Linked DNA regions of Mus musculus: region 2 is linked to region 1. A link is a loop called in an ENCODE intact Hi-C map of the cell type or tissue named here. Cell type or tissue: heart. All regions are shown on one strand. Links, peaks and the distances in the headings refer to the core of each region. The heading gives the core; the rest is flanking DNA.

What was found. Peaks named below come from ENCODE experiments on the same cell type or tissue, not always from the same donor. Only the 100,000 strongest peaks of a DNase experiment are listed, where the experiment ranks them.
Region 2: it touches region 1 in a loop (2.1-fold over the local background); 1 of 42 quality-filtered maps calls a loop at or near these places.

The regions. Positions count from the first base shown.
Region 1 is chr8:122,675,778-122,680,777 of GRCm38, forward strand. Cbfa2t3 (CBFA2/RUNX1 translocation partner 3) reads right to left here and starts at 2,398. Exons shown (of 12, transcript NM_001109873.1): 1 at 2,085-2,398. In heart, for the core only: CTCF peaks have their summits at 1,787 and 3,012 (motif pointing right); DNase peaks (open chromatin) are centred at 184, 1,114, 1,744, 2,754 and 1 weaker place; H3K4me3 peaks cover 3,451 bases; H3K27ac peaks cover 3,819 bases; H3K27me3 peaks cover 4,312 bases.
Region 2 is chr8:122,560,706-122,570,426 of GRCm38, forward strand. It overlaps Cdt1 (chromatin licensing and DNA replication factor 1), which reads left to right and starts at 7,310. Exons shown (of 10, transcript NM_026014.3): 1 at 7,310-7,566; 2 at 8,382-8,540; 3 at 8,619-8,770; 4 at 9,199-9,396; 5 at 9,489-9,634. The coding sequence starts at 7,351. In heart, for the core only: no CTCF peak of the experiment used is centred there; DNase peaks (open chromatin) are centred at 6,276, 7,186, 8,346, 8,556 and 1 weaker place; H3K4me3 peaks cover 3,867 bases; H3K27ac peaks cover 3,419 bases.

The sequences.
Region 1 (5,000 bases), core at 1-5,000:
CAGGAGGGGGGAGGGAAGACCATTCCAGAAGGTGGTGGGAAACACCTCTCCCGACACACCCTCCTGTCTTCTGCATCAGAAGAGGCTGAAGCTAAGCCTGGTTCTCCATGGTGGGCAAACCTACTGGCTCAGATCTTGTGGCCCAGTGACCCAGCCTTGCCAGCATTTCCAGATCTGCGTGTAGGAAGGAAAACGAGTTTCTTTCAGTCACGCAGAAAGGAGTATATGTGGAGCGCAATCAGAGAGATTTCCTGGAGGTGGTAACTCAATTACATGGATAACCCGGTAACAGAGGAAGAGCCAGACAAGGACCTGAGAGCTGCTTGGACCACCCAGCAGCCCCAGAGCATCCTGCAAGGAACTGTCCAGGGGTGTCTTCCATATGCCAGCTCAGGCTTGGCACACAGCAAAAGATGGTGGTGTGCCAGGTACACATGGCCCTCCCTTTCTCCCCTCTCATCAAGATCACAGTACCTCCCGGGAGGGTGGATTCCGCCAGAAAATCAGTCCTAACGTGATATTCTCCCTCCCCGTGTCTGTCTAGCTCCCGGGCAGCACCGAGCACCACATCTGTTCCTTCTGTTCGCAGGGTTCCTCCTTTCTCTGCTTTTCCCTCTCAATGCACAAGAGTGGTTGTGCCCCCCCCCCAAAAAAAAAACAGTCCCAAATAGCGGCATTTTCTCAGCTTGGTGCTCTAACTGTGGGCTCCCAGTGCCAACTGGGGACAGCCACATCTTCTGACTTCCGCCCTTCAGTGGACCAAGGTGGGGTGACATCATGACCCCAGTGTAGCCCCCATCAGGATCCCTCCATGCACAAGACCAGAAATCTCTCACAGGGCTTTCCTACTTCTTCCCAGGCCAGGAGCCAAGTGCATTCTGGCCGGGTATGGCTGAACTCTCTCAGACCAGCCCCTGGGGTCTTAGGGAGATGAGAGAGTCCCAGTCTTGAGAAGTTTCTGAAACCTTCCAGCAACTTGCAAGGGCAATGCCAGGGCAAAGTGACCGCTCCCTTTGTCTTCTGCCAGCCCCATCCTCTGAGTGGCTGCCTGGGAACCTCCTGTTTCTGAGCGCCGGGAGGAAGCACACACCCAGCCAGACATAATGAAGCCACATCCTGGCCTCAGGATAGGAGGGACGGGTGTGACAGTTACTGGGATCAACCCTACAAACAGGAGCATGAGATCGTCTGTTATTTTGAGGAATTGGGCTCTGAAAGTCAGCTTTAGCTCACATGATCAGATAGTTCTATTCATGGAGCAGGGGGGTAGGTCCAGCCAGCACTGTGGTCAAGAAGCCCAAACACACCAAGTTCAGGGCCATGAGTTGAAAGGCAGCGGCTCAAAGCCAGGAGCTGCCAGCCTGGCTGCCTTCTGCTCCACCTTAGTCAGCCCGACTCCGGCTGAATTCCCAGCCATCTGTCCCTCCGCGGTGCTCACACCTCCTCACACCTCCTCCCCGCTGTTCCCACAGCCTGGCTCTGGGCCTGCCCTACACACAGATGGACCGTTCCCAAAGCCTGTGAGAAGGATCAGAGCCGGAGGCTGTGCCTGCACCTGGCTGTCAGGACCCCAGGGAGGGCGGTCAGGATCCCCTCCCGACCATCAGGAAGGATGCTCAGCTCCATGGCCCTAATGGCTGATCCAGGGACCAAAATAAGAGGGGGAAGGGCTAGAGAAAGCAGCAGACCCTCTCCTGCCAGCACTATCTCCCAGGAAGGTTGCCCTCCCGCTACTCCAGTCAGTCCCGAGCCCTGTCATTCAGGCTACCAGTCTTTGTCAGGAGACCCGGCACCCCAGGGGGCGCTTGTGGGTGGTGGTTGGGGAGCCCATACTCCCCCACCGACTCAGCTCCTACCTAAAGATGAACCACACACACTCTGGACAGGTCAAGCTGTCTGCTCACCTAGGGTGGCTGCAACTCAGTCAAATGAGTGGGCAGAGTTGGCTCCACCCTGCCGTGGGCACGAACTTTGTAAAGTGGAGGGGCTGGAGAGGGGGTGCAAAGCGAGGACCCCCGGGACGGCAGCAACCGGCAAAGTAGGGTGACAGCGGCGGTGTTGAACAGGGCAGGGGCGGCACTTACGGTCTGGAGCTCCAGGGGACCGTAGCTCTCTCGCAACCCGGCTCCCGAAGTGGCTTTTCCTTCTCACTGGGTCGCCACCTCCATAACTTGGGGGCGATCCGTACGCTGTCTTCTCGCGCTGCGCGGGGCTCAGGCGCGCGGCGGGGTCGGGGCGCGCGGGGCGACCGCCTGGGCCATGCCGAGTGCGTTCGGCCCCCAGCGCGGGAACAAAGCCCGCACGCTGCCCGGGTGGTTTCGGCCTCGGCGGCCGCCGGGTCCAGCCGCCGTGCTTTCGGCTCTGCTGCCGCGCGCTCGCCCGCGCGTCTCACCGAGTCCCGCGGCCCCCGCCCCGCGCGCTCCGCCCCCGCCTCCCGCGCCCCGCCGCCGCTGCGCCACCTGCCTCCAGCCCGACGCCCATCGCGCTCGCTCCGCCCCGGGGCGCCGGCCGCCGGAGAGAGGCCCGGTTCCGTGCGCCCGGCGCCGCCCAATGCCCAGAGCGGCTCCCGCCTCCACCGCCCGGGTGGCCGAGGGGCCCCGGGACGCGCCCGGCGGACTTGGCTATGGGGTCCGACTCAGGACGTAGGGACCTCAGGAGCGCCAGGCCGCGCGTGGGACCCCCGTACGGATGCAGGAGAGCGGGGCCGTGGAGTGGGAACGGGCCGAGGAGTCCCAGCGCGTAGCCAGTGCGTGCGGCGCGGGGCAACCCGGTGCGGGGCGGACTCCTAGCTGTGCGCCCCCGCCCCGCGCAGGCCGCGCCCCGGGAGGGCGGGCGAGCTGAGCGCACCGCACACACCCACCTCGGAGCAGTCGCAGCCCGACGGCGTCGCTGCTCCCGGAGCCGCGGTGTCTACTCCGGGACGGGGAGGCGGGCGCCCCTCCTTCGGCCGCCGCACCCCCCCTCACCCCCTTCGCAAGCCCTTCGGGGTACCCGGGCCACCTGCGCGTTCTGCCGGCAGGGGGCGCGCTCCACCCGCCGCGCTCGGCCTTGGTCCCCAAGGCGCCAGGCGACCTGCGGCAAGTGGGCTCAGGATCCCGCTCTCCCCACTGCCATCGGGGCCGGCGTTCGCATATGCTTTGCATTCGTTTGCATATCATTCATTTTAATGTCAACCTGAGGAAAAGCCCCCAGCCGCTGCTTCTGCTTGTCCGCGTCCTACTTTCTCTGCTTCCTCTGAGCCTGCTCCCCACCCACTTTACCCACTTTTCCTCGAGGCGCCTTGCGACAAGTCCCAGGCGTTCCTCCGGTTGGTACATTTGAGCAAACTCGCTGCACTTCCTTCCTTTCCCTTCCCAGTTTTTCACTCACTCACACTTTGCTTCTTTGAGACTAAGGAGAGACCCAGGGTCACCGCCTGCAGAGACAAGGGGCCAGAACTTCAGATCAGCGGGGGGGTGGGGGTGGGGGGGGCTTGATTTTCATCTCATTAGGCATACATCTGCATGTGAAGGATAAAAATCTAGCAATGTGCCAAAATTAAATAAATAAATAAGTAAAAATACCCTCCGTTTCTTTCCAGGCTTGCTGTAGTGGCTTGGTTTTCCCCAGTTGGGGTCCCTCTCAGGGGTTCACCTCTGCCTTCTTGAAAAAGCGTTCCTGCACGGTCCTCCTGGGGTGGGATCTGGGCTCCTTGGTTTCCCGGATCTCCCTCTGTGGAGGATGCTATCTAATCCTAGTCTGACACCTATAAAACTGTCCACATTTTCAGATCTCCCTGGCCACATGTATCAATCTTATAGAGGAGTGGAGGGTCCCGAGCCCATTTCACAGAGGAATGTGGATCTAGAAGAGTTGGCTATGTGGCTTGAGACCGCAAACTTTTTATCCCAGGCATATGGACACCAGCTGTGTGGCTGCTAGTGTGCTGTGTACACCGAGAAAGCAAAGGACAGTCCTCTTCAGAGATACTGTCGTGAAGAGTGGCCCCGGCAGAGTGGCCTCTCAGCAGACCTCGTAAGCCAGTCTCTGGGAGCTCAGCCTGAGGCAGGAGTGGGACCCTCAGCTTGAGCTGCAGGTTTACCCACCTCGTGCTGCTGGGTGGCATGTCTGTTTTGTGGTAAGTGGCCAGTGTGTGGCTTGAACTTAAGAAAGGTGCTCACAACCTCTGTTGGAGGTACAGAATTCAATGTGACAGGTAAACCTCTCAGCTAGGAAGCTCTCCCAAGAGAGAGCCATGGCTGCTGCACAGGGAGGAGATGGTGGGGGCCCTGAGGGCTGCTTTGTATGGAGTGGGCCGGCCCCACTGCAGCATAGTCACAACGAGTCCTGACAGCCGTTGTCCCTCCATTTTTCCACCAGCTGGAAAGACATTTCCAGAGCCCATTTGTTACCCACTTGGTCTCCCTGCTACTTTATGAAGAGCTGGTTCCCTGTGGAAATGTCCAGGTCACAGCTCTTCGACACTCTCATGTTACCTTATGGAAGCTCTCAACCCACACTGTGTATCCAGTCCATCTGCAAGACACACGCCTTCTCAGAACAACAAAGAGTCACCAAGCACCAGGGATCACGTGGACACCTTAGAGGCAGCAGCCGCTCAGGAAATCAGGTGCCGCCTGAAGCTCTTTATTGTCTATAGAGACCTGGGCTTGATTCAATTCAAAGGAGCCACTTTCTCTTGCTTATGGCAGTGTGGCTTTCCCCAGTGAAGTCAGCTCTCTACCTTTATCTGGTCCCTGCTTCCCACGAGGCTGTGAGAGGGGCTGTGCCTGCCCGAGCTGACAGTACAGAGCTCACAGTACAGAGCTGACACCAGACTTGCAGCTGGGGGCTCTTCTTAGAACAGAAGCCCCTTTCTCTAAAGAAAGCAATCTCAATGTCTAACACTTCCAGCTACACCTGGGTTGTTTCTGCTATCCTCACCCCCCAGAAGGGCAGCACCTCCTTTTCTCACGGCTCAGGGTGACATTTTGACGGCGGACACCATCATTAGACATTTA
Region 2 (9,721 bases), core at 4,722-9,721, 110 kb before region 1:
TGAGGTTGGGGAAATATTGGAGGCACTGCCAGGGCTCTACTGAGTTATTCAGACATTTTCTTTCTTTCTTTTTTTAAGATGTATTTATTTTAAGTATATGAGTACACTGTAGCTGTACAGATGGTTGTGAGCCATTATGTGGTTTCTGGGGATTGAACTCTGCTCCCTCTGGCCCTGCTCACTCTGGCACAAAAATTTATTTATTATTATATGTAAGTACACTGTAGCTGTCTTCAGACACACCGGAAGAGGGTGTCAAATTTCATTATGACTGGGATTTGAACTCAGGACCTTTGGAAGAGCAGTCAGTGCTTTTAACCACTGAGCCATCTCTCCAGCCCCCTCTTGAGGTCTTATAAATAATTCAAAGACCCTCTGCCAAGAAGGAGGGGCTAAGTATGTGGCCACCTGTGGGCAGTGGTGGGTAGCAGGCAGCAGATAAAAGACAGAGGGTATGTACCTTCACCCAGCTGATCAGTGGCCCCCAAGCAGGGAACCTGCACACAGAGCCCTGAGATCCAGTTGCTTCACCAAGTTTATAACCGTGTGACCCTCTATCAAATGGAACGGGCTGTGTGCTCAGGGCCCTGTGTCATGGTTGGCACTATATTAGCCGACTGTGCAGCAAGTGAGGACTATGTGCCCATGGAACTTTTTCAGCTCCACCCATGGCCAGGATGGGTTGCTGTCTAGGCTGACAGCCACAAGTCACTTCCTGTTGACAGAGTCTGTGCTAGGCTTCTCACCAAGCCCTGCTTCCACCAAGTTCTACCGCTCCATCTGAATCAGGAGAGACAAGGGAGGAACTGAATCCTGAGAGGCTCTGCCCTCGACCTAAGGCTATGCAATCAGCAGAGATGGAGCCATAAACTCCATCAGGATGATGATGGCAGTGAGGCTGATGCTGAGGATGTTAATGGCGGCGACGCTGATGATAATCAAGCTGATGATTTGGGTGGTTGGTAATAAAGGAAACCGTCAAATGTCTTATTAAAAAACATATTATGCCGGGCAGTGGTGCACACGCCTTTAATCCCAGCACTTGGGAGGCAGAGGCAGGCGGATTTCTGAGTTCGAGGCCAGCCTGGTCTACAGAGTGAGTTCCAGGACAGCCAGGGCTACACAGAGAAACCCTGTCTCGAAAAGCCAAAAACCAACCAAACAAACAAACCCAAAAAGTATATATACATATATACATGCCTAGATTATATATATTATCCAGGCAAGGTGGCAGCAAACACCTTTAATTCCAGCACTTAGAAGGCAGAGGTCAGGCAGACCTCTTGTGAGTTTGAGGCTAGCCTGGACGACATAGTGAGTTTCAAGATAGCAAAGGCCACATAGTGAGACTCTCTGTTAAAAATAATAAATAAGCTGAGTGTAGCAGTGCACGCCTTTAATCTCAGTATCTGGAGGCAGAGTCAGAGTCAGGTGGATCTCTGTGAGCTCATGCTAGCCTGGTCTACATAGTGAGTACTAGGATAGCCCAGGCTATGAAGAGAGACTGTGTCTCAAACAAACCAAATAATACATAAATATATGGCTTATTTTATTTTGAGAGACATTTGGGGGCATATCTGATATAACATAATTATTGCAAGTACTGCAACCTGGTGCTGGAGAGATGGCTCAGTGGTTATGAATACTGGCTGCTCTCTCAGGGGACTCGATTTTATTCCCAGCACCCAAATGGCAGCTCAAAACTATCTGTAATTACAGATCCAGGGGATCTGATGTCTTCTGGCCTCCATGGGCAATGTATGCATGTGACAGACAAACATGCAGGTAAAAGACCCATACAAAACAAAACAGGGGCTGGTGTCTTAGTTAGGGTTTTACTGCTGTGAACAGACACCATGACCAAGGCAACTCTTGGGTTTTTTTTGTTTTGTTTTGTTTTTCAGTTTGTTGAGACAGGGTTTCTCTGTGTAGCCCTGGCTGTCCTGGAACTCACTCTGTAGACCAGGCTGGCCTTGAACTCAGAAATCCACCTGCCTCTGCCTCCCAAGTGCTGGGATTAAAGGCATATGGTACCACTGCCTGGCTTTTGTTTGTTTGTTTGTTTGTTTGATTTTTGACCAAGGCAACTCTTTTTTTTTTATTTTTTAAGATTTATTTATTATTATATCTAAGTACACTGTAGCTGTCTTTAGATATACCAGAAGAGGGTGTCAGATCTCACTACGGATGGTTGTGAGCCACCATGTGGTTGCTGGGATTTGAACTCAGGACCTTCGGAAGAGCAGTCGGTGCTCTTAACCAGTGAGCCATCTCTCCAGCCCACAAGGCAACTCTTATAAGGGCAACATTTCATTGGGGCTGGCTTACAGGTTTCAGTCCATTATCATCAAGACAGGAACATGGCAGCATCCAGGAAGGCTTGATGCTGGAGGAGCTGAGAGTTCTATATCTTCATCTGAAGGCTGCTAGCAGAATACTGGCCTCTAGGCAGCTAGGACAAGGGTATTAAAGCTTATACCCACAAGGGCACACGTACTCCAACAAGGCCATACTTCCCAACAGTGCCACTGGTGGACTGAGCAGATACAAACCATCACAGCTGGAGCGATGTGGATAAGAGCACCAGCTCTCTTCTAGAGAATCAGGGTTCAATTCCCAGCACTCACAAGGCAGCTCATGACTGTAACTTCTCTTCCAGGGGTTCTGACATCCTCACACAGACACACATGCAGACAAAACACCAATGCACATATAAAAATAGAAACAGGCCAGGCGAGGTGGCGCACGCCTTTAATCCCAGCACTCGGGAGGCAGAGGCAGGCGGATTTCTTAGTTCGAGGCCAGCCTGGTCTACAAAGTGAGTTCCAGGACAGCCAGGGCTGTACAGAGAAACCCTGTCTTGAAAAACCAAAAAAAAAAAAAAAAAAAAAAAAAAAAAAGAAACAGAGGGGCTGGAGAGATGGCTCAGAGGTTAAGAGCAGTCACTGCTCTTCAGAAGGTCCTGAGTTCAAATCCCAGCAACCACATGGTGGTTCACAACTACCTGTAATGAGATCTGATGCCCTCTTCTGGTGCATCTGAAGACAGCTACAGTGTACATATAATAAATAAATAAATAAATAAATAAATAAATAAATAAATAGATCTTTTTAAAAAGTAAAGAAAAGAAAAAGAAACAGAACACAATTGAGAACAAAAGTTTGACAAAATTATTGCCACCTGATTCTTACTACTTTCTGTAATGTACAGCCTTGATTGATTTTTGTTTGTTTTGTTTGTTTTGTTTTTCCAAGACAGGGTTTCTCTGTACAGCCCTGGCTGTCCTGGAACTCACTTTGAAGACCAGGCTGGTCTCGAACTCAGAAATCTGCCTGCCTCTGCCTCCCGAGTGCTGGGATTAAAGGTGTGCCGCCACCACTGCCCCGACATGTACTAGCCTTGAAAACTTGAAACCACCCAGTTCGCAACACATTTCTATTGAACAGAGCAATGTTAGATGACTACATAAGAATAGGAACAGACGCGGGCAGTGGCAGCCTGCTCTGCAGAGTGAGTTCCAGGACAGCCAGGGCCACACAGAGAAACCCTGTCTTGAAAAACCAAAAAAAAAAAAAAAAGAAAGAAAGAAAGAAAGAAAAAGATTAGAAACTGTTACCTTGTCAGCTTGACAGAATGCAGAAACCCTCCCCCCTCCGAGGCAGCCCACTAGGCATGCCTTGAAAGAATAATCTTGATTACATTAATTAAAGTTAATTGGAAGACCTGCCCACTATGGGTAACACCATTCCCTTGGCAGGAGCTCCTAGACTCTGTAAGTGGAGAAAGCAAGCTGAACATTAACGTTCATTGCTTCATTGCTTCCTGTGCTTGACACTGGCTCTCATGTGACCAGCTCCCTCTCCATCCCCTGTTGCTGTGACTTCCTTGTTAGAACAGAATGAAACCTGAAACTGCGAGACAAATAACTTCTCTCCGGAGCTGCTTTTGCCGGGATATTTTATGACAGCAACAGAAAAGAAACTAAAAGCAGTGAGGGCAGAGTCAGCCTTCTCCCCACCTAATGCTTTCCCAACGCAGGAGAAGGCGTTTGTCATCCCTGTGATAAAACGAGGCTCTCGATTCTTCCTCTGAGGAGTCTCACAGCAACCTAGCTGGGGAGAAGGTTCCACAAGACATGACACCCCAGAACTGTCTCGAAGAATCTGAGTCTTGGAGGGAACGGAAACTGCTGGTGTCACGTGACATGTTGCGTGCCTTAGCGCCTTCCCCTTCCATCGTGCTCTATCCCGGCCCTAATGGATTCCAAGGTTGTCTGGCAGACAGGGAATCCATCCGAGTGCAGATCAATCTTGACTGAGACCCAGATGCTTTCATTGAAGGTGAGAGCTGCCTCTCTAGCCTTGGCCACAAACCTTGATTGAAAAGCCAAGACCACAAAGAGCTCCTCCGTGGCTGTGGCTGCCGGTGGCTGAGAGATCCTTAGTGGGCGGGTCCCACGAGCCTGTGTTCCAGCATCAGTTACTGTTTCCTGTCTGGGACAGGGACGGTGAGCAGCGCGTGGAGAGCTGGAAGTCGGAGTGAAGGTCCAGCTCCCTGGATAACCAGTTGTATGCCTGGAGTCTCAGCTTCTTCGCCTGGCTTGATCCAGAGAAGCCCTCTGAATGAAAGAGAGAAGCCATTCCAACCACAGGGATTTGGGCTCATCAGTTCAGCAAACCTGGATGGAAGCGGCACACTTTCAGTAAATGTACCTGAAGGCAGCGGAAGTGCTGCAGAGTCTCGGCTTCTTGTCGTTGTTTCTTAGGGATGATACCAGGATGCACCAGATGAGCAGAGCCTGCAAGCTAATTATTCTGTAACTGTATCGAGGTTGTAGCTTGGCAGAGAGGTCTCAGGGAACCAGGGTGGGTTCTAGGGAAGTCAGGCAAGGCCGGAACTTGGCTATCATCAACACTGAGGATCTATGGCGACCTTACCCATCCTCAGGTGATTAGAAAAATGGTGAAGGTGGGGGGTGAGGTGATGGTGAGGATGGAGATGAGGGTGAAGATGAGGATGCAGATGATGGTTACCTTTTTCACTGTTGTGGCAACAATGAAAACCCAACCCAACAAAAGCAATGTAACTGGTTTTAGAGTCACCATGGACAAGTACCTTTGGGTGTGTCTCTGAGGATGCTTCCAAAAAGCTTTAACTGAGGAGGGAAGACCCACTGTGTGTGTGTGTGTGTGTGTGTCACCTGTTGAATGAACTAAATTAAAAAAGCAAGCTGGGCACTAGCCCTCATCTCTCCTGACTGTGGTTCAGTGTGCCCTGCTGTTCCTGCCACCATGCTTAGGCTGCCATGATGAACCACACTATCAAACCATGTGCTAAAAGCTAAAAACCCCTTCCTTCCTCAAGTTGCTTTTATCACTCCTCATGTGGATTTTCTTTTCTTTTTCTTCCTTTCTTTCTTTCTTTCTTTCTTTCTTTAAACAAAACAGGTTCCTTGGACAGCCCCAATTACATAGTCTCAAAAACAACAACAACAACAAAAACCAAGACAGGGTCTCTCACTGTAGTCCTGGCTGACATGGAACTTTGTATTTACACCTGCTGGGATTAAAATCAAGAAGCAGAAAGATTTTTTTAAATTTTATTTATTTTCTGAGATACAGTTTTTCTGTGTAGCCCCTGGCTGTCCTGTAACTTAAACTCTGTAGACCAGGCTGGCTTCGAACTCAGAGAGCCACCTGCCTCTGCCTCTCAAGAGCTGAGATTAAAGGTTTGCCCAGGCCACTGCCTGGACTAGTTCAAAGTCATTTGACAGGGTTTCATGTATTCCCAGACCAGAGTAGAACTTGAGTCTCCTCCCTAAGCCTCTGAAGTGCTACAGTCACACGTGTGAGCTACCAGGTTTCCACACCTATGCCTTTTCTCCTTTTTTATTAATTTCAGTCAGGGAAATTAATTCCCAGCCCATGGAATAGTGGCATCCAAATTAGGGTGTGTCTTCCCACTTTAATTAGCCTCAACTAGAAAATCCCTCATGGGCATGCCCAGAGGCATGGGCCGCATTCCTCATGGCTGCAAATATCAAAGAAAGGGACTCTATTCCCAAACGCTCAAGCGGCTGTGTTAGGCTTGATGCCTCTGGAACTTCCTGTTTGCTTGCTGTCTTACATTATGGGGGATCACTAGTATACCAGAGCACTCTCTGATCCTAGAACATCGGATTAGCTCAGCCATGTGTCACTTATCTAATCAGCTTCGATCAGGAGGCAGCTGGCTTTGTCTTGTCACTGGGCCAAACCAAGAATTCCCGCAGGGTTCCAAGGCTGTGCCCTCCCAAAGGCCAACTTGGCAGGGATGTAGAATGGTTACTATGGCTGGCCATGAGGCTCCAGGGTGTAGTACACTCAGGAGGTAGGAGCAACCAAGTCTCCAAACTTCTAAATCTTGGTCCTTTACTTCACAGCTGCAGATGCAGTTTAGCCTGATGCGCTGGACTGTGCATGATCCCACTTCCTGAGAAATCTCCTTCGGTGCAGCGTGTGCTTACAGCTGCTATCCAGGTTTCCCAGTTCCTGCTTCTCCACTGTCCCCTCACCCTCATGAGAGCCACCTTTGCCCAAAATGATCATACTGTCTGCATGGCCACTTCCTCCAGGAGTTGGGAGCATTGGGTGGGTGACTGCCATCTGATGAGGAAAGCAGACCTGCGTGGCCTCTCTGAATTTTCCCATGCTTCTAGGCCGCTTCCTGCCAAGGCGTAACTCCAACCTCTGCAGTCCTTAGCCCGGATGTGGCTAGGAAAATGAGATGCTTTTGGAGCCGGTTCGGCGGCATGAGTCGTCCTGGGTACTCATCTCGCTCATGGGACCGGACACTCAGCAGTTGCGTGTGACTCAGACCCAGCTACTTGGCTAGCCTTGGAGACCGGGCTAGTATTTTGTAAATGGGAACAACAGGAGCAGAAGTGTCTCCTTTCACGTGATTGCCTCTTTGCTGGGCCAAGAGCTGTCAGGGCCGCAGCCGCCGCTGTCCACACCGCGCGCCAAGTGGCTTTGAGAACCTTACGCACCACAGCCCCGCAGCCCGCGGAAACCACGCGGATCGCGGATGTACTACGCTGCACGCCAGCGCGCCAGCGCACAGGAGTCAAATAGTCTCCTGCCCCCAACCCTCCAGCCCCGGCCGCTCCCATTCTCGGTCCTCAATCCAAAGCTGCCGCGGGGGTGGTGGCCCGGCATGGCGCATGCGTCTCTTGGTGCCTACTAGCGCGCATGCCCCGGAGCGCGCACATTTCCCCCCTCCCAGAACTGTGCGTGGTGGTACGGCCTGGGCGGGGCGAGGCTGAAGCCGCGAAAGTTGCGCGGAATCCGCGGGAACTACCTTTTTGGCGCCATGGCGCAAAGTCGTGTTACCGATTTCTATGCGTGCCGTCGCCCTGGCCTTACGACTCCGCGGGCCAAGTCGATCTGTCTCACCCCGAGCCCTGGTGGCCTCGTGGCTCCTGCGTTCACCCGGAGCAGCAGCCGCAAGCGCGCCCGGCCCCCAGCCGAACCCGGGAGTGACCAGCCCGCGCCGCTCGCGCGCCGGAGGTTACGGCTGCCTGGATTGGTAAGGAGCGCGCGGGAGTCCCCCCAGAGGACCCTTGGTTAGGACAAGAGAACCAGGTTCTCGGGCGCCGAGGCAGAGGACTGGAGGAATAGAGTCGCGAGCAGGCTGGGCGCTTTTTCCTCTCCCCAGGGCATTGCTGACGTAGGCAGAGGGTACCTGGGCTTCCGGGGAGGCCGCAGCTGGCGGGGGTGAATTGTGGTGGTGTGGGGGTTATGCAAAGAATTGAGGGCTGGAGAGATGGCTCAGCGGTTAAGAGCACTGACTGCTCTTCCGAAGGTCCTGAGTTCAAATCCCAGCAACCACATGGTGGCTCACAGCCATCTGTAGTGAGATCTGATGCCCTCTTCTAGGGTGTCTGAAGACAGCTACCGTGTACTTACATATAATAATAAATAAATCTTTAAGTAGGAGTGAGCAGGGCCAAGCTGAAGTGAGAGAGGTCAACCAGAGCAAACAGAGATCCTAAATTCAAATTCCCAGCAACCACATGACAGCTCACAACCATCAATACAGCTACAGTGTATTCATATACATATAAATAAACAAATAAACCTTTAAAAAAAAAAGAATTGAGCTGGAGTTCCTGAAATGGAGAGAGGGCCCTGGAGGGCCAGGCCTGCGAGCTGCTTCAAGACTGGACAGACCAGGTGGATCTTTCCTAACTGCTTCATCAAGCATCTCCATAGACAGGCACCCCCTAGCGCCTGACTCCTGCCCTCCGAGTCGAGTGAACTGATACCCTAGTTCTGGCTCAGCAGGGAGCAGGTACCCCTTCCCACCCCCAGTTTATTGTTCTGTGCCTTCTTAATCGCCAGGACTCCTGCCCCAGTTCTCTGCCTGAGCCCAGTTCCCCAGCTGAGCCCAGCCCTCCAGCTGACCCTAGCCCTCCAGCTGACCCTGGCTCCCCCGTTTGCCCATCCCCCGTCAAGCGAACAAAGAGTACAACTGTTTATGTTGGTCAACAGCCGGGCAAGGTAAGAAGGCTGGACTGAGGGTGGGCTGTGGGCAGGGGCATGCGGAATTTGCAGAACTGACAGTGCCTATGTCCCCAGATCCCCTCAGAGGACTCCGTCTCTGAGCTCCAGTCCTGCCTGAGGCGGGCACGGAAGTTGGGAGCCCAGGCACGGGCCCTGAGAGCCCGAGTCCAAGAGAATGCTGTGGAGCCTAGTACCCCAGATGCCAAGGTGCCCACAGAGCAACCATGGTGAGTCCTAGTGGGGCCACAAGGTTAAGGCGAGGACAGACCTTTGGGAGGCGCTGTGGGGTCTGAGTGGGTGGATGGCCTAAACCGTACCTCAGTCTCCTCCCTACCACTATGCCCTTGTCCCTCACTTGAAAAGGACATTGTCAACTCCTCCTGCACGTGGCTTGTTCTAAGTACTGTGAACCCCTGTGCCTGTCTGTGACTGTCTGCCTCTCCAAGCTGAGGGTGCAGAGCTAGTGTGTGGAGCAGGTTTCTCATCTCTTTCTGATGCTGCCCTCAGGTAGCATTAGATCTGTGGGGACTTTGCAAATGGGTAGTTTTGGGGTTCTGGGTCACAGTGTCCTCTCCTACCCTGTGGTCTGGTGGTGGTGGTGGTGGGGTCAAACCGTGTGGTTTGATAGTCTAATGGGAATGCCTCTCTTTGACAGTGTCGAGAAAGCTCCTGCCTACCAGCGCTTCCATGCTCTGGCTCAGCCTGGTCTCCCAGGCCTTGTCCTACCCTACAAGTATCAGGTGCTAGTTGAGATGTTCCGCAGCATGGACACCATTGTGAGCATGCTCCACAATCGCTCTGAGACTGTGACCTTTGCCAAAGTCAAGCAAGGTGTTCAGGAGATGATGCGCAAGTGAGTGGTGTGGGGGAGGGGACCTAGCTGCCCCCAGTGTCTGTCCGGTGCCCGCCTGCCTGGTCCCTCTCATTCTGCCCTCTCTCCCATAGGCGCTTTGAAGAGCGCAATGTGGGCCAGATCAAAACCGTGTATCCCACGTCGTATCGCTTCCGCCAGGAGTGCAATGTCCCCACCTTCAAGGACAGCATCAAGAGATCTGATTACCAGCTCACCATCGAGCCCTTGCTGGGCCAGGGTGAGTCTTTGGCGAGGCCCTGGGCCTTCTCGATCCTCTTGGACTTGCGGCTGGGCAGTTGGACGGGTTGGGGCTCACCACAGGTGG